Regions from separate parts of the Mus musculus genome. Here all the other regions are linked to region 1. Evidence: chromatin loops called from intact Hi-C (ENCODE). Cell type or tissue: heart. All regions are shown on one strand.

Region 1 (8,000 bases):
GTCTCTGAGGGAATCGTCAAGGGAAAACGATGTTAGTATTGTTTAAGTTGTTTAAGCCACTGGTATAAAAGTCACTGGATCAGCCATAGGATGTGTGTTCTGTTGTAGCTAAGACACACGCTTGCAAGCCTTGGAAAATGTCTATAAAATAACTTTCCTGTGTTCTATGTATTGTAGATAGCATTTTACATTAAAAGATGTGAAATTTTTAAGATGAAAATGTAACCACTTTCAAAATAGCCAACATCCATGAGTTTGTGTCCCCCGTCACCTGAGACCACAACAGAAAAGCCAGCAAGTGTGAAGTATGTGCAGCCTGGCAAAGGAAAAGGCTTCTAAAAATCTGCATGGAAGAAATCAGTAAAATCAACCCTTTCAGACACTTGTAACAACTGAAGGGACATTAAGGAGGAGCCTCTAACATGAGGTAAAGAAAATAAACATTGTGGGTTCTAACACGCCCGGTTTTGCCCTCTGATGCTCAGCTGAGCAGTGGCCTTATAAACCAGACAGAGAAACACATGATTATAATCTCAGCTTGCAAGAAGATGAGGCAGGACGATCAGAAGTTCAAGGCTAAATAGCAAGCTTGAGGTCAGCCTGGGCTAAATGAGACTCTGTATCAAAAAAGAAGTTGGAAGATGAGGTGACTATTGGTGAAGAGATGGCTTAGTTGGAAAAGTGCTTGCCGTGAAAGAAGGAGGACCTGAATTCAAATCTCCAGCATCCATATAAAAGTTGAGAATGGCAGCATGCACCTGCTCCTATAATCTAGAGGATCCTGGCACTTGCTGGCCAGCCAGAGTAGCTAACTGACTAGTCCCCGGTCTCAACATACATCTGCATGCACACACACACACACACACACACACACACACGGTCTGAGAATAGGTACACCATTTACTTAGTATGCATAACACCTCAAGTTCCCAAACCTCTAAAATAAAAGATTCAAACTAGCAGCCTCAAAATGGTATCTGTGAAAAATAGCTACCTATTCACCTCTAGAGACAGCAGAAGGTTTGGAAGGTTTTCAAAAGGTACCACCTTCCATCCTCTCTATCTTTCTTCCCCATCTGCCAGCCGTCTGGAAACTCTATATTCTAGAGTTGTCTTTTATTTGACCTGACTCAGGTTTCACCCAGTAGGAAACAGTATCTTTAGGTTGTTTATCAAAAGTATGCAGTGGCAACGGTGTAACACGGCAGTGGCCTATGGCACACCAAAGCAAGCAAGGAGCTGGCCAAGATGATTTAAAGAGAAAATTAGATTTCCTACATGAACTTTGCAAAGTTCCCCAGTACATTCTTAGGGATCTAAAAGACTCAAACTAAGCCCATAAGTATGCCTATAAGTGGCTAAGAAAGGTATATTTTCTCAACTCTGGCTAACAATAAGATACTGGGCAAACAAAAATTGAGAAAAAAAGAAGCTGACTAGAGGCTGGAGAGATGGCTCAGTGGTTAAGAGCACTGACTGTTCCTCCAGAGGTCCTGAGGTCCTGAGTTCAATTCTCAGCAACCACATGATGGCTCACAACCATCTGTAATAAGATCTGAAGCCCTCTTCTGGTGTGTTTGAAGACAGCTACAGTGTACTCACATAAATTAAATAAATAAATACATCTGAAAGAGAGAGAAAGAAAGAAAGAAAGAAAGAAAGAAAGAAAGAAAGAAAGAAAGAAAGAAAGAAAGAAAGAAAGAAAGACAGACAGACAGAAAGAGAGAGAGAGAGAGAGAGAAGAAGGGAGGGAGGGAGGAAGGAAGGAAGGAAGGAAGGAAGGAAGGAAGGAAGGAAGGAAGGAAGGAAGGAAGGAAGGAAGGAAGGAAACTGACTAGTGTGTTGAGAATGTACCCTGGCACTCACATAGAATCTGTCAGCAGAAAGCAGAAAAACAACATTTGGTTTAAAATATCTAAAAAAGTTTCTCTTATAGCTGGCCACTAAGTACAACTAACGGAAACATTAGTGTTCACCCATGCAAAACATGAAGACTATTAAGTCAGTAACAATGAGGAAAAAAGAAATGTGATTTTCAGAGTCACTATGCTGTGCTATTTTAATTATCTAGTAGTTTTTAAATGACTTACACAAGACCAAGAAAATTAGTCTATGTAAGAGGGAAAAAAAGTAGTTGATAAAAATAGATCCTGGGGAAACCCTAATGCAGGCTTACTAGTAAAAGGCTTTAAAGCAGACATCATAAATCTTTTCTAAGAAATAAAAAAAAAACTCAGTGCAAATAGTTAAGAGCAAGCCTGAGAACGATGTCTTATAAATAAGAAATTGCTAATTTTAAAGAACTAAGCAAAATCTTAGAGATGAACGGTACTATAAATAACCAAAATTAAAATTCCATAGATGAGAAAACTTGGTTGGTAAAGTGTTTGTACAAAGTGTGAAGACTCGAATTCGATCCCCAGAACCTATCTGAAGAGGTGCAGGGCATAAATCTAGACACTGTAACTGAAGAAACCACACAGTTTGGTTGCAGGACACAAAGGAGTCAAAGTGAGATTGACCAGGAAACCTTTTCCCCTGCTGGCTTTCCGAGTGCCAGGAGGGGCTAGGCAGACAGCAGAGGGAGAAAGACATCCGTGGTCTTCCTCAGCACAGGACCGTGCAGGCTACAATACCGGCCTGCTTAGGTGAGATGTGTACACGGATGCAATTGTAGTTTGACAGTTACAGAGTCACCAATCCCTTTCTGATCCACAAGAAAAAAGGATTCATCCCCAGTACTGTATCCTGGTCAAAAACTCATAGCTGTGAAGACAATATGCCCTAGATATGGGGAGACTACATGACCTAAATACTCGCTTTCATACCCACAGACCTGGGCTACTCTCAGTCTTGGTCAGAGAAGGTTTTGATTTTTGTTGTGGTAGCTGGCAGCCATAAACGCAGACACTTAAAACTAGTCGACGGGCTAAGAATAGAGGACTGCTAGTGCTTGGCTCTCAATGAGACGTCCATATCACCTATGCGCCCAAGGCTCGGGGAACACTGCGGAAGAAAAGGTGGAAGGGATGTAAGAGTGGACAGGAGTGCTTTGAGATGTCTTCCGGACATGACGTAGCAGTTGCACACGTGAACTCCATTAGCTATGTTTGTCTGCACAGGCTCAAGGCAGTCAAAACTCCACCAGGGATGGGGAAAACAAGGCCCCCCGCCCCTAGCTGAGAAGCCATTGGCTACTGCTGGCTGCTGGCAGAGGGAGAGTGGTTTTCCTTTGTTTATATGGCCGCTGGTAAGTTGCTCCAGTGGATAGCCTCATACCTGGGTACATATGGACAATAATAATTATACTCAATGGTGTATGTATGTGTATATGTATGTGTATGTATATATATATATATATATATATGTATATGTATACACACACATACATATATACATATGTATATATATGAATGAAAAGGTCATAAAGTTGGAAATGGAACATACCAAGTGGCCACCCACAGGGAGTCAGAGGAAGTAAATAAAGGTGGTATGGTGCTGCCCAGATTCAGGGTGGATATTTTGTTTATGGTTTTGTTTGTTTGTTTGTTTGTCTTTGTTTTTTTAAACTTCTCTGGAAATGTCCTCTCTTGGTCAAGGTGTGTCTCCTAGGTAACTCCAAAATCCAATCACATTGACAATGGCGACTATCCACCACAAGTCCATATATATTAAGCCTTTTAAGCCCGAGAGCTGGCTCAGAGAAATACCCCTGCTAAGCAGAGAACAATTCCCTGGGTAGGGTTAGGACCAGGATGCCACCTATCCTAGCTTGCGGGGATGAGGCTCAGGGCTCCAAAGAGGAGGATGGTTGGAAAGATGTGTAAGACACACAGGAAAGTGGTCAGTTATTTCTGGAGAACCGGACTTTGGAAAAGTTGAACTTGGTTGAGGCAAAAAATTGGAATTTCTTATATCATGATTTAATTGTCTAGATGCAAGAAAATGATCCATTCAATTAAATGATAAGTTATAATTAACTTTTAATGAATTTACTAATTCTTTTTTTTGGGGGGGGTGTCGGTCTTCAAACCTAGGGCTATGCAGTCCAGGCACTCTACCACTGAGCTACACCACCCCCCTGCACCCTCTTTTGAAAAGGGTTTTTGTTGAAATGGAATATAGAAAAGATATATTGAAAAAGAAACCTCACCAATTTGTAGAATCCTTGCTATTGCTATTTCTGTCTGTCATAAGCTCTGTCTCGTCCTTCATCTTCACCTATCATCTCTGCCATTTAAACCACACTTAGGCTTGAATTAATCTTAGTAAGCAGTTGGCGCCTAAATCCTGACCCCAGCTCAGATCTAGCATGTAGTCTGAACTGTTACTACCTAGATGCACATCCTTAAGGGAGTGGCTTCTTTTGGAACTCAGTTACTTATATGTAAAATGAATCATTCAAACTAAGTACTCTGGTCTGCTGCAAGTGGGAAGAATAACAGAAAGACACACCTGTAGCGTCAGGGGCAAGATGGTTGGGCTAGGAAGGAAGCTCTGGGAGGATGCATAATGACATTCATTGCTGCAAAGCCAGAGCTCCTGAACCAAGGCTGAGTTGCTACTTCATCCCAGCCTTTGTTCATACTGCCCTCTGCTGCTCAGACATAACCCTTCCACAAAAGCCACAAAGAACTGTGGCCTGCCAAGACGAGGCCTCGGGGACAGCTGACTCACAGGAAGTAGTCTATAGTACAGTCAGAAGACGTGAGGAACCAAGTCTGCCAAAAATATTCTGCTTCAGGGCTTCGACTATTACCCTCATATTTTATGTCTCTTCATGGCAGCGTTTCATGTATTTCAGGCTCACTCCAAACTCACTATGAATTTAAGCTCCTTCTGCCTCCATTTGTCAGGGGCTGCAATTACAGTTGTGCACACCATCCTGGGTCTGATACCCTCAAAATCCTAACCTCGAGTTTTCTTTATACTAGGCCTCCTAACAGCTTGGCATATTAGAGCTAGGTTAAGTCCTGAGGGAAAGGACAATGGCAACTACATTGTAGAGGATTTCAGAAGGCTATGGGAGGTGGGGGGAGTCCCTATCCACAGATGTGTCCAATCTTTTTGTGACATGATGTTGTCACCTAAGTTCATACTTAAGAACTAAACAGTCAAGTAACGATCCCTCTCCCGATAGCTTTTGACCAATAATGCTGATTGTAATAGTACTCTGAGCATCTCCACTTGAATATGCTTATCTGTGAGAATGGGTTCTCAAGTGTCTTCTCTTCTAGGGTTTGACTTTCCATCTCCTATATGTGAGTTATCAAGATTTCTATTGCATTTCCCAATTGCTCAATGAATAGGGTTGGATGGGATCTTGTGCTCTCAGGCCCTCTTCTACTATGACATTCTGACTTGTGCCAGATTCAGGCTGCCAAATGCTCGCCTCTTCAGGATGTCTTTTATGAGCAGATAAACATGTTCAAAGAATGTAGGAATCTTTCCCTTGAAACAATTAGATTTGCCTAAATATAGTCCTGTTCTCTCAAATGTTAAGTATTCCCAGAAGTGCCCTGCTGCCACACATACTCACACATACATACTCACACACATATGCACACACATACACACATGCACACTCACATACACACACACCTACCTTCCAGATAACAAGAAAATGTCACCCAGGCCCAGGAACAATTGATTGGTCTTCGGCTGATGTTGCATAACCTTGTCAAGATCCTCATTACTTCACAGTAGCCCAAGTATGGCTCTGCCTTCAGTCATCTGGTCCTCTCTCTTCTTGTGCTATGAGGCCAAAGTTTGCCAACTTGCCTCTTCCTTGAACTATTGATGGTGACAGTCACAAAAAACAATTGATTCTTAGCCTTTCCATTTCCTCTTCAGCACAAAGAACTTAAACCTTGTAAAAACACAACTGTTTCTGTCTGTTCCTCTCTCCAACACTTTAGCTTGTGCTCAACATTTTCAGAATGCTGTTTGGATTGGACCATGTGACAAGACTGTAGAGCCAGAAGACTTGGATTTTAATCCCTACTCTTCCATATCCTAGTAATGAAATTTTAAGTTACTTAAGCCCCATCTTTGACCAATGAATTATATCTTGAAACAAAACTGCATGAGGTATAAAATGTTCTTCTTGAGGCAGAACTTCGAAAAATAACAAATCTTAACTGTTCAGTTTTAGGATTTTTTTTTTCCTTTAAATGGCTCCATGACCACTGCCCAAGTTCAGAGTATTTGAAAACCCTGGCAAATGCCTGTGCTCCTTGCTCGGTTGCCATCCCTCCTATAGGACTTTGTTATTCTATTTTCCTACTATGAATTCATTTCTGCCAGTTCTTAATCACTGCCTATTTGGAATAACGTCATTGTTACAAGGTGAAGATTTCTCCGCAGTTCTCTTCTCAAATGAAAAAGCCTCCTGAGAGGCTCTGCCAGTGCCTGGCAAATACAGAAGTGGATGCTCACAGTCATCTATTGGATGGAACACAGGGCCCCCAATGGAGAAGCTAGAGAAAGAAGCCAAGGAGCTGATGGGGTCTGCAACTCTATAGGTGGAACAACAATATGAATTAGTATCCCCCAGAGCTCTTGTCTCTAGCTGTATATGTAGCAGAGGATGGCCTAGTCAGTCATCAATGGGAGGAGAGGCCCTTGGTCTTGTAAAGGTTCTATGCTCCAATATAGGGGAATGCCAGGGCCAGGAAGCAGGAGTGGGTTGGTTGGGGAGCAGAGGGAGGGGGAAGAGTATAGGGGATTTTTGGAGAGGAAACTAGGAAAGAGGATAACATTTGAAATGTAAATAAAGAAAATATCTAATAAAGAAAAAGTTCTCAACATAAATTTAGCCTAGTAGTGAGAGTACATGCTGGAGACTCGGGCAGGCTGGCACAGGCACTAGCCTCCCCTCCCACTCACTTCTGCGTTATGAACTTTTTTATGTTCATGACTATTTTAGTGGGTGGCATACATTTATTTTGTTAGAACTTAGTGATCTAAAGGCAGTCTATTAAGCATCTATATTCCCACAGTGATGAGATGTTAATTTTGTGTCAGTTTCCTTAGGCTAAGAAAATACCAGAGAGCTGGGATACCATTCTTTCCCAGGGGGTCTCTAAGGATGCTTGGGGAGGAAGGGGGAGGGGGATGGAAGACATCAGCATATGAAACCCTAAATCAGTGTACTGTAAAGATCAGCCTTATTCATGTGGGAACTACTACTGAGGGCCTGTGGAGGCAAAAAAGGTGGGAGAAGTATGCATGTGCTGTTTGAGCTGGGACAACCATCTTCTTTGTTTTATGACCCTGGCATCTTCTGGATGGCTGGGATGTACACTATTAGTTCTCTACCTTGACAATGGACTAGAATTATACCACTGACTTTTTCAGACTTCAAGCTTATAATCATGAGGTCACAGAACTTAGCTTCTACAACCTTATGAGCCAATCTGTCCAGAGAAATGTCTATATAACTCTATCTGCCTGTCAACCTCCTTAGGAGCCATTTCCCTGGAGAACCCTAACACAATAGAGTTCTCGAGCACTCTTGCTGCCAAACTCCAGTCAACGGGATCACTGTTTGCTCCTGTTTAACGTCCTTCTTAGCATTAAATTATCTTTATTATGAATGTTTTTCAATGAAAACTATTAAGGAAAGAACTGTTGTACCTTTTATGTCTCCAGAATGCTGGCTATGACCTCACTCCCTTAAGGATCACTTCTCAATGTGCATTTCCTAAAACCTGGAGCTGCAGAGAAGTGAACAAGAATTCCTGGAAAGAAACTGTGCAGCAGAGCTGATTGTCTAGTTAGAACTTCAGTGGTGTGGAAGGGTTGATGTTGCAGGTCCAGAGCCTAATTATAGTTTATTCTGGGCTATCTTTTTAGCCCCCTTGATGGCCATTCTAGTCCACCTGTTTCAGGACTAACATCCTGTGACTAACAGTTTAAAAACAAACAAACAAACACACAAACAAACAAACAAAAAATCTTTTGGAATGTATTAACTAACAAAACTCTACTCTTCCAGC
Region 2 (8,000 bases), 460 kb before region 1:
TGTAAAAACAAGCAAACAGATCAGGAAGTACCCAAAGCAAGGTGATATGAGAAGCCTGGAGCTGCCATGTCTGCCTTGGGTCACTATGCTATTCTGTGTTTTCCTTTGAGCAAAAAGAGCTTGCTTAGGGTACGATACGAGCTGTCTGGACAGGCACTCAGTATGCTACTTGGCTTCTCTCAAGGGACAACCCTTTCAACGTGTTCACTGTTGCTTTTGGTCCCATGATCTGAGATGAGGGTCTTACGAGTTAAAGGCAGATGGGTCTTCTCTGCCAAATGCAGGGAAGAGATTAAACAGGGTTCGATGGATTGTTTGTGAGTATAACATGGACTGCGGATCTGGAAAGTGTCATATGATGTCACTGGGATGGTTCCAGGTGGTCACATGACAGGGTTATCCAAAGCAGCTGGCTGCCACTCTGGCCTTGATGACTTTTCTTGGTAATGGAAACTTCTCCACATTTACTGTTCACTGTTTCCAAGGTTTCATCACAGTTTATGGTTCATAAATTCTCCTAAATGCCTCCTGTTTAAATTTAAGCAATCTCACTCTCTTGCAGAAACATTTTTCTACTTACAAAAAAAAATTACCAACTTCTTGAATCATGTTAAATGGAGCCATTATTTTTAAGTTTCTTGTTTGAAGCTCTAGCATCTCTGGGGGTCGCTCCAGGATCTGCTGGCTGGGTATACATATCATCCTGGGTCGAGCTGCTGCTTTGGGTTTGGAACTATTATGGGTGCTGTCTATCCATCTTTCCACTCATGCAGTCCCACCATCGCCCTGCGTGTGTGAAAATGGGCAGCAATGTGTATCTGTAGTAGGGTGGAACTGCCTAGTCCTGGAGACTGATAGTATTGTGGTACTTTATCCAGGAGAGTCTCTCTCTCTCTCTCTCTCTCTCTCTCTCTCTCTCTCTCTCTCTCTCTCTCTCTCTCACACACACACACACACACACACATTTTCCTTCTGTGTCTCCAACACTGTTTATCGGAGGAAGCTATAGTGTCTCCTTATGGAGAAGAAAGACTGAAGTGGAATACAGGCCTCGCCTTCATCATCGTCCACTCTTGTAGAAGCTCAGGGTTACAAATCCCCAAGTCAAAGGACTATTAGGAGTTAGAGCTGGCACTGGGAAGTTGCAGTCATTAAATGAATAGACAGAGTGATGATGATGACCGTGGTAACAATGGTAGTCATCACAGTGGCCATCACGATGGCATACTGTTTATGTACCAGGGACTGGACCAGCCTTTACAGTTATCCCTTGCTCTCCTCACAGAAACTTCTTACACCATCTCCTAATTCATCCTAATTGTATAGCTCTGTGGTTGAGGTGCAGGGATACACAGCTTGTGTAAATTCACTCACATAGTAAGTGGCTAAAGGAAAATGAGATGATCCATTCCAGACCAATTTTGGCAGATAAACAAGTCTATTCATGGTTAGTTGTGGTTATATTAGCTAGATTAGTAGTCATTTCTCAGTAGCGTCAGCATCAGTTTTTGAAAGCAGGACCACTGTACCTACAATGGAACCAAAGTGAACGCATACTTTTAGCTGACAAGCTGATGTAAAGTGTTTACGTAATTCATTCCTCAGTAGCAACAAAGTCCCGGGTATTTGTGTTCTGCTTGCACCAGGATGAAGGATTCGCTAACCCATGAGAGAATCTGAGTTGAGATTCTGATGCCCTTGTGGTTGATATTAGACAACAAGAAACCTCAGAGTCAATGATCAAACCACAGAGGCCATCTCCAGGAGTGAAAGGTTAGCTCCCTCTTTACAAGCCTGATTTAACATGGACGGGGATCCACAGTGGGCTTACCAATTCAAATCTGAGCATTACTCCTATGACTAGAGAGAGATTGGTATGGAACACACATTTTTTTAAAAGTCATTTGTAGCAAACAGCCCATTATCAATGATCTTGATCAGACTAGCAGGAACAGGTAGAGATGGCCTGACCCGAGGCTGGACTTTCTAAAAAGCTTTCTAAAGTGTTTATCACCACTGAGAAGTGCATATCTGGTTAGAAAGATGCCCAGTGCCCTACACCTATCTCACAGCGTATCAACTGTGAGCAGCTAAAAGTATAACAGCTAAAAGGCTAACAGATTTGTCTTTGGCTCCACAGAAGATTTTCTTACAAGTAGTAGTGTGTGGCATGGGGCAGGCTCACAGCAAAGATGCTGCTCATTAGACTGTTAAGTAAGTGAGCAGAAGAAGAAACTGCGTATGGCCCAGGTTTTGAAATGGTACTCTGTCTTATGAAGAAGTTAGCTTATCTAGACAAGTTTTCTGTTGACTACCTCTGTGTGTGTGTGTGAATACACACACACACACACACACACACACACACACACACACACACACACACACACACATTTGTGGAGAGGCCAGAGGACATTATCATTCTTCAGGGTTCTTTCTTTCTCTCTCTCCCTTCCTTCTTTCCTTCCTTCCTTCCTTCCTTCCTTCCTTCCTTCCTTCCTTCCTTCCTTCCTTCCTTCCTTTCTTCCTTTCTTTCTTTCTTCCTTTCTTTCTTTTTGAGACAGAGCCTGTCACTGGCCTTTAATTCACAAAGTAGCTTAGTCTGCCTAGTGAGAACGTAAGGATCTGTGTGTCACCAACTCTCCTACCTGGGGACTATATGTACACAGTGCCTGGCATTATTTTTTTACATCTAGTTTCTGGATGCTTCCTGCTTACGAAGTGAACAGTTTCTGGGCCCGAGCCGCCCCCACTAGTGTTTTGTGGCCTTTGCCTGTGAGGGCATCTGAGTGACAACTGTTTGGGGACAGCTCAGGTAAGAGCTGGAGCACAGAATGGCAATTGTTGTGATTAAGTCTGACAGGAAATGGTGGGAGGTAACAAGAGCTCGAAGGACGCAAGAGGTAAATGTGTTTTCTATAAATATGTCATAATTGACAGCTGTTGTCAATTCCATTTTTTTCAACCATTTTATAGTTCAGAATGTCATTTAATGTAATTAATCACATGAGCTTTGGGAGACAGCTGTCATTGCTGAAGCCACATTTCAGTTATTTAACAACGGGGACACTGTATTTTCTGCCATCCTTCTCCACTTTCCTACAGCTTACATCATCAAGGGATATTTTATACAGACTAACCCTAGGGTCATTTGCCTAAGATACTGTAAGTAAATTATGAAAATGAGGTAAGAAATTAGGTATAAATTCTCATGCAACACGCTGATGGATAGCTATAACAAACACCATGGATGTTTTGTTTTTAGCCAGATGGAAATGGTAGAGTGGTGGAGTGGAGTCTTTCTCCATCTAAATGGTCTGGTTCTGCCTTCTTCCTGGTCTTGAGAATCGATCATTGATTTTTAGCAGTCATGTTCAGAAGATTTGAGAGGGGGTAGCCGAAGATGGTAAATAAAAAGCATTCTGTGTGTGTGTGAGTGTGTGTGTGTGTTTGTGCGCGAAAACAAGCCCGCGTGTGTGTGTGTGTGTGTGTGTGTGTGTGTGTGCTGGACATGTTTTCATGGGTATTTATTGGGGAGGGAAGATAACACATAGTCTTTTCACCTTTGTGGAAGAAGCCTGCAAGGTTAGCCAGATCCAAGGTTCTTTCTACAGCAATTGTAGCTCATGCCTCTTCATAGCCAGCAGGGGGCATCTGCAACAAAGATTTGGGTTGCCTTGAATTTTACCCTGACCAAGGAAAAAAGATCAAGTCTTTTGGAAACCAGTTTTGAAAATGAGGTCCTACACTCCCCAAACTCCTTGCAGAGAGCCTTTCTTTGTGAGGAGTGTTCTTGAACTGTGTCTGGCGTCTAGACTTAAACCTTCCTGTGTCTACCAGATATGTCCCAAGCACAGGACCCTTACTGCCCCTCTGTCTCTTTAACATGGTGGAATGTAAGTTTTCTCCTTACACCCAGGTTCTCTTCTCATTAAAATAGACCCTATATAAGTGATCTGAATAATTGAATACGTGCACCACTTAAGCCCCGCCCACCAGCTTTTATCTTGTTTTCCATTTTCTTCTCTTTCTTGTTTTTATTTCGGGGGGGCTGGAAATCTACCCAGGCTCTTGCCCATTCTAGGCATGCACTCACCAAGCTTCATCGCCGGCCTCGGCTTCTCACTTCTCTGTCTCCGGTTACTTTAAAGAAAGAAACAGAACTCAGCCACTTTATGGTCCTGGCAGTCATCTGGTGGCTTTATGTGTCTTCAGTCATGCTAGGTGATTGCCATGTTAAGCAGTCAGATTCAGAAGATCCCAGGGAGTTGGTGGGGGTGGCTGAAGATGGTAGCTAACAGGTGTGTGTGTGTGTGTGTGTGTGTGTGTGTGTGTGTGTGTGTGTGTGTGTGTGTATGCATTTCCATAGGAATTTATTGTTTTTTTAGGAAGCAAGAACACACATCATCTCTTCATTCTTGTGTCCCATCAGTATTTTCTAACGATGGGGAAATGCCTACTATGTAGTTTCCTGTGTGCAATGAGCCCTTTGGAGTTGTTCCAGACACTACCAGGGCCAGAAACACCATCTTAATCCTTGAAACATCTAGAGTCAGAGCCTCTCTATCGGCTCTCAATCAAGTTCTCTTGAATATAGTTCTATTTCAAAAAAAAAATTCATCCAGCCATACTTCTGTTTGTAGTGTCCTGGTGCTGGCCTTGCACACATACATCTAAAGGTTAAAACTTGCATCCAGTCTATTCGCTGGCAGGAAAGACTAAGATGGTCTGTGGCTTTCTGGGATTTCTATCCCCTGGCCAACATCCCACACAGGGAACAGATTTTACCATTGCACAAGGCTACTACTATTCAGACCTTTGCAGCTTGAAAAGTGTGACTCATCTCCAGAATTCTCTCCCTCTGATTAAATGCTCCACCGGGCATTTCCAATTGATTTTATTTCAAAACAAGTTTTCTTTTTCCTTGTAACACAAAAGGATAACAGACCCAAGGAGACACAAATCATTTGGTGTTAATCAGCATTAATGTAATTTAGCCAGAGGGAAGGGCCTAGTGTGCAGTCGAAGAAAGCGAGGGACCATAGCTGATGTGGTAAACACATTAGAAAGTTCTCCTCTCCAGATAGAGATGATTTTGAAATTCAATTAATGTCAGATACGCTCAAGTTTATCTAGAAACGGGAAACGAATTTGGTGAGTTTGAACCTCTTTGGCTTTCCCATTGATTTGTACTATTCCCACACTGTGTGAGGCTCTGACAGGAAGGAAGGCAATGGAGGGTGAAGCTCTTTTCTGGGAACTCTTGAGAGCCATGCAGTAATTCTGTGGGGTTTTTTTTCTTTCTTTTTCTTTTTGGAGGGTTTTGCTTGCTTGCTTGCTTGCTTTGTTCTTGTGAGGCTGCCAAGTATTCAGACTGGCTGGAACCTTATCACTGGTTATTTTCATTGGTTACTGCTTGGTGAGAGTGAATGCAATCTTACTCATCGTACTCATCCTTCTCTTCAGGATTACAAATGAATAAGTAGGTCAGTTCCTGATGAGCTTTCAATGTCTTCTTCTTCAGCCTATATATACTAGGCCAGGGACAAAGCCTCAGCAACAGAGTTCTCCCAAGCACACTGTTCCCTCTTTCTTGCATTCCCAAGGCCAAGAGGAAGAGAATACCTGGTGTTCTGGTATAGGTATCAGCTCTGAGAAGAGGAACACACGTGTATGCATGCTTGTATCTGTGTGTATACACAAACACACACATAAGTGTATATATTATAAGTATTATATATCTCATGATGTCTATGGAGCAAAGGATAACTTTAAAGTTCTCATCTATCCACCTTTGCGTCCTATATGGTGGGATTATAGGTCTTTGTCACTATGCCCAGTTTATGCAGTTCTGAAGGTCAAACCCAGGGCATCTTACACACCAGGTAAACAACCAATTGAGGCTCATCATCAGAACATGATTTTTCAAAAAATAAGTGATGTTATAAGTAGTACGTCTTTTCTAGATCACATAACACACACAAATGGCCACTGGACAATTGATATAGATAAAATGTCTCTAGAGTTTTGTTTCACTCGTGTGTGTGTGTGTGTGTGTGTGTGTGTGTGTGTGTGTGTGTGTATACCATCTTAGGAAATGAGTGATCATTTATAAACAATCCTTATGGTAAAATGCATCGATAAATGGACAGATAAAGACAATTTGATCCAACCCAAGTTAATAAAATAGTTGGCCTCCTCTTTACATGGAAACATTTTTTTTGAAGAGCCCTTTCTCTACCTTTAACTCTTTCTTGCACACATGCCAAATATGTCACAAGCTTGGTGCAGCATGGTGGTCCCTTGTCATCTCCATTGAGAATAGGAAGACAGGATGACCACATTCAATACCGCTTTGTACTATGAACTGCATTACATTTCACAATCAAGCAATCCATCTCGCGGCCTTCTCTCTGCCCTGAAAGGTCAGTCAGGCTAATGTTAACAGATTTATAAGAAACAAAAATGATCTTGCTCAAGTGAGTGACAACTGGCCATTCTCCAACTCTACTTCTGCTTCTTTTGAGAAGTTTCCTGGACTTACCCTAGTGGGAACTGAGACTATCTGTTCAGGGTCTGCTTCCTTCCGGAAACCCCAGTGGAAGAGTTCAATGGGCTATAGGCATCTTAAAAGCAAAGACCAAGGCCTATGGGTGTTTGTATATTTATTATGTACTACCTGGCACAGAAAACATAATCAATTTGTAAATTCGCAAGAAATGAATGACTATTTTAAACTCTGTTGTTACCTTTACCCCTTCATACTTGACTATTGCTCTTGCATGAGAAATTGTAAACCAGCACCTTCCTGCCTTTTACAAAAGCAAATGACTCCAGTGAAGCAAGAGAGAAAAGAACAAAGAAATAGAAGTGGGGGAAGAGGGGGGAGGGGGAGGAAGCCTAAATCTTAAAGGACCAACCAAACAATACGAAACCCCCAAACATGAGAGTGTATCACTCGTCTTTATAGAAGTGTTGGTGGATGCAATGTTGTGTCAAGTTCAACATTAATAACAGCTTTCCATATGTGCACAGCGGGAGAGGCATGTGGAGTCCAGGAGGCAGATGACTCTTTTTACTGGATAGTGAAGTGTGCCTGGGAGAAGATAGACCTTGTATCTCTGACAGTAGTGCTCTGTACTGGCCAGCAGGGGGTAGTCACAAGTGCTGTATACATTGTCCAGTCAACTCCCAATGATCAATTTTTTATCCCAGATAATATTATATGGTAGTAGTCTTACTTCCAGAGCTAGAATTTTCCAGGAGCCCTTTACAATTTAAAAAAAGTGATCTATGTCATTTTCTGACGCTTTCATTTGGTGCTTATAGGTGGAAGCCATGGGCTAGAGCTGGTTGAAAACAATAATTATGCAATTAAAGCTAGCAATTCAAATCATCTCAAAAGTCTGAGAACTTAACTATTTCACCAGACCCAACTTCCAAGCCAGAAACACTTAACATCAGGTAGTTTGTGTAACTTGTAGAGCCTGAACTCAAAGGGAGAACATCTCACTCACTGTGTAATATAAGCTGTCGCTTCCCCTGCCCCGCAGCAGATGATTTCCAATTCCCATCACAAAGCTTTGTTTAGCTAAGATACGCTTGATGTTAAGAGGTCGGGGGCTGTGCTCACTCACCGGGAAGTTTCTAGAGAAAGAACAAAAGTAAAATGAAACAGAGATGAAAAGACACCTCAGAGTTAACTATTTCTAAATCAATTTCTACACCATATTTTGAGCTAGTAGGACATTCTACATGGTAATTGGGTATTTGTGGCTTTTGTAAGTTGCAAGACAGGGCTTTCTTAACTGTGACTCTAAGATGCAAAATTGTTAATGTTGGTTGTGTATGTTACCTCTTTGCTATCTCTATGCACCAAATAGAAAAGTATGTTTTCGATATCAAAATCCTGTCTGATTATAATGTGAACCCCTCATAGCTCTTTAAGGCTTTGCTTATGATTGGTACTGACTTGGAGACCAATGGTAACAGATTGGTAAGAA
Region 3 (8,000 bases), 170 kb before region 1:
GTCCCCTGCATTCTCTCAACTCACTAGTCAGAGTTCCTGACACACAGCCGGGCATCTTGTAGTGCAGCCTCATCAGAGGCTGGTGGCTCTCTAAGCATGCCGCCTCATCTAGAAGGGTTCCGAGACCAGCACACTCAGCCATTTCAACACGAACCATCTGATGATATGGAATGTTCCAGAAGCTCGACCACCATGAAAACCATGGCCACGGGCAGTGCTCCCTACAAAACCAAGTACTTGACTTGCCTGCTGTGGTACCAACTCCTCCTTCCTGTTTATCTACATCCTTCCCAGCATCCCCCAGCTCAACATACACACCAAAAGCAAAGCCAGGGCAACAAAATGAACACCTCTCTTGCACTCAGCCTCACCTACAACAGTGGTTCTCATCCTTCCCAATGCTGTGACCCTCTAGTACAGTTCCTCAGGTTACTTCATTGCTACTTCCTCGCTGTAACTTTGCTACTGTTATGAATCATAATGTAAGTATCTGGTAGGCAGAATATCTGATACGTGACCCGCTTCTGAAAGGGTAACATGCCCCTCCCCACAAGGAGTCTCTACCCACAGGATTAGAACCACTGATCTGATCTAGACTGTGGAAATTACCTTGAAAAGATGCCGCAGAAAAATGCCTTGAGGTTGAATTGTGGATTAGGCAGGATTCCAGCATTCAGATATAAGTAGTCTAATCTTTGAAACCTGCGAGTAAAATACCAAAAATGGCACTGTTAGAAAAGATGAAACAAAACTGTACTCCACACTATAACACAGAAGGCCTGAGGACAGAAAAACCCTTTCCAAACCAATGAAGATGGCCACAATGTAAACCTGGCATTACAATGGCTCTTCCTCGGCAGTGTCTCGAGCCACAGCGGACACCTGAGTATCTTGGCTCAGGGTGGTTCCAAAGGGCTTTGAAGTTAAATCTCTAGACAGAAATCCAACTGCAGCCCCCCAACCAAGCACGGGAGACCCCTCAAGCAAACCCATCTTCCTCCTGATCTATTTTACCAGTTCATATCCTCCAAAGCTGGCAAGTTAAAGTCACATAATGCCCAGCAGGTCTGCCGTGACCTATCAGTGCTGAAATCTGGATGACCAGGAATCTACCAACACAGAAGACCCAAGTGGAAACCACGCAGCGGAGCTCATGGCTGGAGACTACGTATCATAAACTGATTAAAGGTTGCGCTCTCACATACCCTAAAACCGTAAATGCCCTGGGGGGATTAGGCTTGCTTCAGAATATGTGTCATGGAGGAGTTGAGAAATGCAACCGTGAGTGAGCTTTTTTTCAGTTTTAAAACTTCATAGGCCTTAATGTACGCACACCCCTTAGGAAGTGGGGTCCAGGCAGGCGGTACCTGCTCCCGTGACACTCAGGCAACACTCATGCTCAGAGTGTCGCCCAGAATCTCAGGCACCACATCCTGTCTGCTTTGTGACCCAGGACAGAGCCACAGCTGATAAAACCAGACCTTGAAATATATTTGGTTGCCAATATGGATAATGAATCAGTACTTCTTGGTCATACAACAACCATATGGTTGAAATTATTAAAATGGCTACTTTAAGTAGTGACATTGTTGCTGCTTTAGCTACTATGTGTCATGCAGGTAAAGCCAGATTAGTTATCGCATTATCTACTTTACAAACTTTAGTAATAACACGTTATTTTGCTAGGCATGAAGAAGCAATGCTTAGTAAAGTGTGGATATTAAGCTCTGGCTTCAATCAAGCAGCATAATTAATATATTCAAAATTGAAAGGATTGCCGTAGTATCTCTCTCTGGATAAAACAGCATCACCATTTTGAATGCGTTCTAACAGGACGGAGAATACAGCAGAATACAGATCTAGTGTCCGACACAACAGTTCTTTTGCCAACTGGAAAGGGTAAATCCAAGTTCTCAGGGCTCGAATGTCATCACTATGTCAGACTCCCTCAGCACAACTTGTTCTATATATACTATATCCATTACCTTCCCATGTTTCCCTGACCTGTCCAGTTTGATTAAATGCCATGCTATACTACCACACAGGAAAGAAGAGTCCTTTTAAGCTATGCCCATTACCTTTGAATGTTTTCCTGCCCTTTCTCATTTGATTAATTTTATGACAGACAGCAATCTATGACAAAGAGACATACTTTTGCTTGACTTCCTCTGCACCCCGGACCACCGACTGCAGGCTGCTGACATCCATCTGCACGATGCTGACTTCGGCGGAGGGGTGAGAGGCCAGCAGGGTATCTCGAACAGCTCTTGCTTTGCTCAGGTTCCTACACGCCAAACACAGGTGGAGGTCATCGTCTTCTGCCAGCAGTCGACCGCAAAGGGCTAGCCCAATGCCACTGAAGGGAGAATTCAGGCACAAGCATGAGCTCATTGAAATGGTGTTAAATGAAGGCAGTTCTCTCTGGTTCAGAAACTTGACAGTGTCAATATGAGCTCCAATGAGAAATCCAAGCAGATAGAAAATACCCAAACATTATGTGAAGAAGGAATCTCCCGATTAGCCATGTTGATAAGCAACATCCAGTTGTTCCCCTCTAATATGGTTCAATGACACAGTGAGTGAGGGTTGGAGCACCTGTTAGGGTGTGATTTAATATATCTCTAGCAAATACTTTAAGGGGGGCCGTATTAGTTGTTTACCGTGTCCCCATTTTCTTGTGGTGCCTTGGTCCCGCAAAGGCAAGGGTTCTCACCACTTCTTGGTACTGTTGCTATTAGGAAAACTGTAAATCGCAGTAAGTGAACCAACCGGTGAGGTTTTGGTTTGGGTTTTTGTTTTTTGGGGTTTTTTTTTTGCTTTGTTTTGTTTTGTTTTCAGGAGAATACACAGTAGCACAGCTTGAAGTTAAATCCCTGTCAACTACTAAGTCACAGCAGAATAGCCAAGAGTTTAAAAAAAAAAAAAGCCCTCAATACAAGTAGACAGAAAGCAGAATCAGCAAGCAGATAGAGCCGAAGACAAAGAAGCAGGAAAGAGCAGAGCTAGGAGGCTTCAGATGCACTGGGTCACAAAGAGTGATATGAAGGTCGCAGCAGATGGGGCCCACTGCTGGTAGCGAGGCCATTCTGGGTAACAGTAAGTTCTCATGCAGACTGCCAGCAAAGGGAGCTCCAAAGTGAGTCTGGAATCCACAGAATCTGGCGGCCCTGCCAGCAAAGTACCAAGCAGATACCGGCCTATTCATCCTTACTTTAAATACCAACTTTAGTATAAGTTGCACACACCACAGTATATCAAAATCACACCAATTCAGGTCTGACTTCTACAGGCACTTTCCACTCGAGAACGGCCAAAACCCAGCTGACCTAAAGGAGAGCGCACACTAACAAAAAGCCCAAGACAGACCCCTCCACTGGTTTAGTTAATATAGATGTGATTGGGTCACTGAAACAGGCTTAAGTGGCATTTAACAAATCCTGTATTAATTCCTCAAAAAATAGCAATGTAACCAATTGGGGGTAGGAGGGGAGTTGGTTGGGTCCATCCTCCACACATTCTTCATCAACAAATGATAAGTAGGTCAAGGGTCAAATGGGCAAGCCTGGAATAACTTTGCTGGCATCTGCATCAGGATAAGCCTTAGTTGCTAGACTGGTCGTTCTGTAGGTTCCTGGAAAGAGTATATGAAAACATGCTGCAGGAGTGAAATTTCCTCATTGTCCTAAAGTTCATGGATGCTGACATTTAAACACCCCGAGTGTTTAGGTTTAAAGTGAACTGTGGGCACCTACAATTAACTACTCTCGGAGACTGACGGTCCCTAGAGAACAACTGTCCAGCATCACTGCCAGGCTGACCAGTCACTGGCGGTTTAGCTTTCCTTTCCACTGTCATGTTTAATTCAAAGCGCCAGCCACCGAGCACCGAGCACCAAGCGAGGCAGGCATGACCACACCTCTTGGAAAGCCAGGGAACGGGGTCTCTGCGGACCCCATCGAAGTGAATCACCGACCTGCGCTTCCCCCCGCATAGACTCCGGGGTTCCATAGGAGGTCTCACCTGCTCGCCCCGGTGATCAAAACCACCTTCCGCATCTTCCACGCCCTGCACCGAAGTAGAACTGCACCGGGGTTCTCTTAGCCTGAACCTTGATCCGTGACCACGCGCACCTCGACCAATCAAGGCTCGGCCCGGCTCCACCTCTCCTGCGTCATCCGGTCCGCGCGTTAGGCCCGCCAATCGCGACTCGGCATCTTCTCTCCACGCCCAGACCGGGTGAGGTGAGATAGGCCGAGGGGCGGAGCCACGTGACACAAGGGTCCTATAGCCAATCCAGGCAGTCGCCGCCCCCAGTCTGCGGCGGGGGCTTTGTTCTGAGTGAAGCAAGCGGGCGGCAGAGCTGGAGGTTTCACAAGGCTGCTGGGAGAGGCTTCGGTGCAGGAACCCAAGTCCAAGTTTGCTTCTTAGGATGTGTAAAGCATGGTCTTTAAGAAAGAGAACCTGGATTTCATTGAATTGTATTTATGTCGAATCACGAGTAAGTTAGCAATTTCAAGCTCTGAATGTGGAATGAAACCAGAGAATCTCAGAACGCTAAAGGAATGCGTACTGTCATCTCCTTCAGACCTCTCAGGTCGCTGTAATGAGCTTTATTTTCTCACTCTCTCTGCCTCTCTCTCTCTCTCTCTCTCTCTCTCTCGCTCGCTCGCTCTTTTTTTTTTTTTTTTTTTGTCTCCAAGCCATCCCAGATGAGTACTTTGGAGGGAGCAGAACTAGGTAATCAGGGAGGGGCAAATGCATACATTAAAACTCCCTTTTTTTATTAAGTTCAATTCGCATAAAAATACCCTGCGCAGCTGTTATAATCGTTATCCCAGCTTTCGCTACTTACAGATGATTAATATTGAGTGAAAGGACTAATACTCATATGATTGAACAAACTATTCCTCTTTCAGAGCTGTAATTACTAGGGATAGCCGTGATCCTAAATGATAACGTCTTTTCTGGGCTTTAATCTATATGTTTTGATTAATGATACCAACAAACTGCTAAAACTTAAGAAAACTGGTTGATCATTTCAACTGTTCTTAAAAGACAGTAACTTAACAAATTTTCTAAAGCCTTGAAGTGGAAAAAAAAAAAAATCCCTGATCTTGAGATTCCATACCCAAATGATCCTTTTTAAACCCTGGAGTTCAGAAGTGGCAGCAAAAGAACAGAGAAAACTGTGTGGCTCTCCCAAAGAAAGCTCACTTTTTAAAAAGAAATTGGAGAGCCTGGTGGGTGGGTTGGGTGGCAGACAGGTGTGTCCACACTGCACCCTAGGGTAGCATGAAAATGGCCCACCAGAAAACTGTAAACTTAATTAACATATTATGACGTTTATTTTGAGTTGTTTTTTTTTTTTTAAGTTCTCTTGTGCAATTATTAGCATGAACTCTGTGCATGAAAGCAACATCAGGAGTCTGCCTGGGTCCGAGAGGAGTTCAGCCTTACTACAGCCTCAGATGAGAACAGGAGTGGGACCAGCTCTGAGTTAGATGAAACCCAGAAGACTTCAGAGAAAGTCCTCTATCACTTCCAGCCCAGCCCAGTAAGGGAAACTGGGACTCTTCCTCCTTTTGTTCTACTCAAGTTGCTGCTTCCAAGGCTCTGTGACCGACAAGGGATGGACTGGACTATTAATCTAAAATGTTTAATTTTTAAAGTCATTTGTCATAGAGAGTCACAACCCCGAGCAATGAAAATATTTTTTAATTCATAGGTGAGTGTTGGGTTTTGGTTTGGTTTTGTTTTGTTTTTACCTCACTCCAAACTACTCATCTTGGGTTTGTGTTGTCCTGGGGTTCTTCAGTTGGGTACCAGAACAGTCTGGTGCACAGTGAGTGAAGCTATCACTGGCAAGCCTTGGCATGAGTTGAGCAGGTGTAGTTAACTCAACATTAATTGTGCTCCTTGTAATAAATCCATCTCTACCCTAAAGTCAGACCGTGATCGCTTTTCCTTTTAGGGGACAGTAGGTAAGGATGAGAGACATATCTTTTGCTCTGAGTACAAAGTTCTATTCTTGGTTCTTAGAAACATTCACAGAATAGACGGCCTCTAATTTGCAAACGGGACTAATGAATAACTTCCAGTTGGGGCTGTGTAGTTTCTCATGTTCATATTTTTCAATGCTCTTCCCTTAAAAAAAAATGCATTCAGTCTGGCTCAAAACTAACTGAGAGTTTTACCCAGTTCATTGGTGGTAAATGGTCATGTGTTACCCTGTGTAGGATCCAAGGACTCTAGAAGAGAAGGACTTACAGATGTGTGGTCACTTCTTTTTCAAATAGGAAGTAAATATAAAACTCTGAACGGAAAATAGTTTTCTTGTTCTCTGCAACTTAACCAGACCCATGCAAGTTGCTAATGAAAAACTGAATAGACAAAATTTCCATCCTCAATAATGACCTACATAATGAAACATGTGGATAACTTGTCTGTGTTGTTTGTGTATGTGTGTGCATAGATGCAAGCCATCACTCATATCTGCCATTAAGCCTCGGCAGTATGTGTTGGCAGCAGAATTAGATCTCTGAACATCCCTAGTCCCCTTGTTTCTTTTTGTTCCATCCCAGTTCCACCGCTCAGGTATATTCCTGGTCTTCGGTCCTGAAAGCCTGGACATTGCAGAGATAGGAAGTGCACTCATGAATACTGTTTATTCTTTGAGAATTCATGCCCATTCTCTTTTCTACTAGGACACCTGCTGGGAGAAGTGTGCTCCTGTTACTCAGAATTCTGCAAGTGAAAGTAAAATGTGTTGGGGATAGTTCCTCCCTAATCTCCATTGGGAAGTTTGCATCTGGATCCCAGTTGTATACAGTTTTTGTTAATTTATGCTTGTGTGAACAGCTGCCTGAGACAGACCATATTTGGATTTAGCAAGTGTTTCTGTTCCTTCAAAAAAAAAATATATCAAAACAAAACAACTCCACAGTAATGACAATGAAGGCTTTCAAAAGAATTCTGGAAACTCAGGTTCCCAGAAGTGGCCCAATAACATGAAGATATGAAACAAGGTCTCTACTATGTCAGAGACATCGCCATGTTAGTTAGCTGTCAACTGACATCTAACAGAAGCCTTTTCACATGACTCTCTGTCAGACATCCCTGATAACCGTGTGCACACTTTCCCTGTGTCACATCACCACTCCACCAGTGGTGTCAGGAGGAAAGACAACAAAGGCCAGAACTGTTACTGCTGAGACAGAAAGAAGACTGTATCAGTAGCATGACTCTTTAATCACTGTTATGTACAATTTATCATCTGACAGACTTACAGGGAATAAATAAAGGAAAATAGACAATTGGCACCACGTTCCATTCCTTTTTCTAGTACAGAGAATATTTCTGTAGCCATTTCAGAATGACTATGACCATGTTAAGCAGAAATTAAATCCATTTGCTGTTTAGCTCTTGACAAAACACATTACCCACCACAGGCTATTGAATAAGGCCCAGATGTTGTCTCCTCATAGAAGAGTCCACCACAGTGCTGCAGGAAGTCGGTCCTTGGGAACAGGACATGGGGCAAGAAGAAGAGAATCCATCCATAGCAAAGAACCATTTTGTACTGAAAGTAACGACCTGTGCTTTCCCTTGACAAATGTTTGTGCTTGCAGATCAGCCTGGCAACTTGGATCTGCTCTCCTATAAGACCTGTAAGGTTACTGGCAAGGTGTCTGTAGGAGAAACTATATAGCTTTTTTCAGAGGTCAAAGGTATACACTGTCTGTAGAACACGTTTTCCTTTGTTCTCTTTGAGAGTAAGCCCTCTGTTATAAAGCGCTTCTCCCCAAATTAACACATGTGATACATAATTTTTCCACTCTTTATTCATTAAAAATATAACATACACAAACTACTCATTTGTGTGCTAGGAATCTCATAAGCCACAGACAGTTGTTATCCTGTAGCCCTTAAGCAAGGCAGCTTAAAAATGTCTAGCAGGAAACCCAAAGTAATGGTCCAAGAAACGAGAGTTTCAACTTTTC

Evidence for each region. Hi-C counts contacts between places; a loop is a spot of excess contacts. Peaks named below come from ENCODE experiments on the same cell type or tissue, not always from the same donor. Only the 100,000 strongest peaks of a DNase experiment are listed, where the experiment ranks them.
Region 2: a loop joins it to region 1, with 5 times the contacts of the local background. A loop is called at or near these places in 10 of 42 quality-filtered maps.
Region 3: a loop joins it to region 1, with 4 times the contacts of the local background. A loop is called at or near these places in 15 of 42 quality-filtered maps.

What each region holds. Positions count from the first base shown.
Region 1 is chr1:170,131,951-170,139,950 of GRCm38, forward strand. No RefSeq gene overlaps it. Among named protein-coding and RNA genes, the nearest start is that of Uap1, 39 kb to the right of the region's middle. In heart, a CTCF peak has its summit at 4,596 (motif pointing left); a DNase peak (open chromatin) is centred at 4,631; H3K27ac peaks cover 412 bases.
Region 2 is chr1:169,667,186-169,675,185 of GRCm38, forward strand. All of the region lies in intron 1 of Rgs5 (regulator of G-protein signaling 5), which reads left to right. Among named protein-coding and RNA genes, the nearest start is that of Rgs5, 16 kb to the left of the region's middle. In heart, CTCF peaks have their summits at 3,643 (motif pointing right) and 7,141 (motif pointing right); no DNase peak of the experiment used is centred here.
Region 3 is chr1:169,965,078-169,973,077 of GRCm38, forward strand. It overlaps Hsd17b7 (hydroxysteroid (17-beta) dehydrogenase 7), which reads right to left and starts at 4,128. Exons shown (of 9, transcript NM_010476.3): 1 at 4,021-4,128; 2 at 2,153-2,356; 3 at 610-702. The coding sequence starts at 4,055. Ddr2 (discoidin domain receptor family, member 2) reads right to left here. Exons shown (of 17, transcript NM_022563.2): 17 at 7,230-8,000. It overlaps 3110045C21Rik (RIKEN cDNA 3110045C21 gene), which reads left to right and starts at 4,332. Exons shown (of 3, transcript NR_040438.1): 1 at 4,332-4,498; 2 at 5,373-5,725; 3 at 6,705-7,319. In heart, no CTCF peak of the experiment used is centred here; a DNase peak (open chromatin) is centred at 4,224; H3K4me3 peaks cover 2,725 bases; H3K27ac peaks cover 4,760 bases.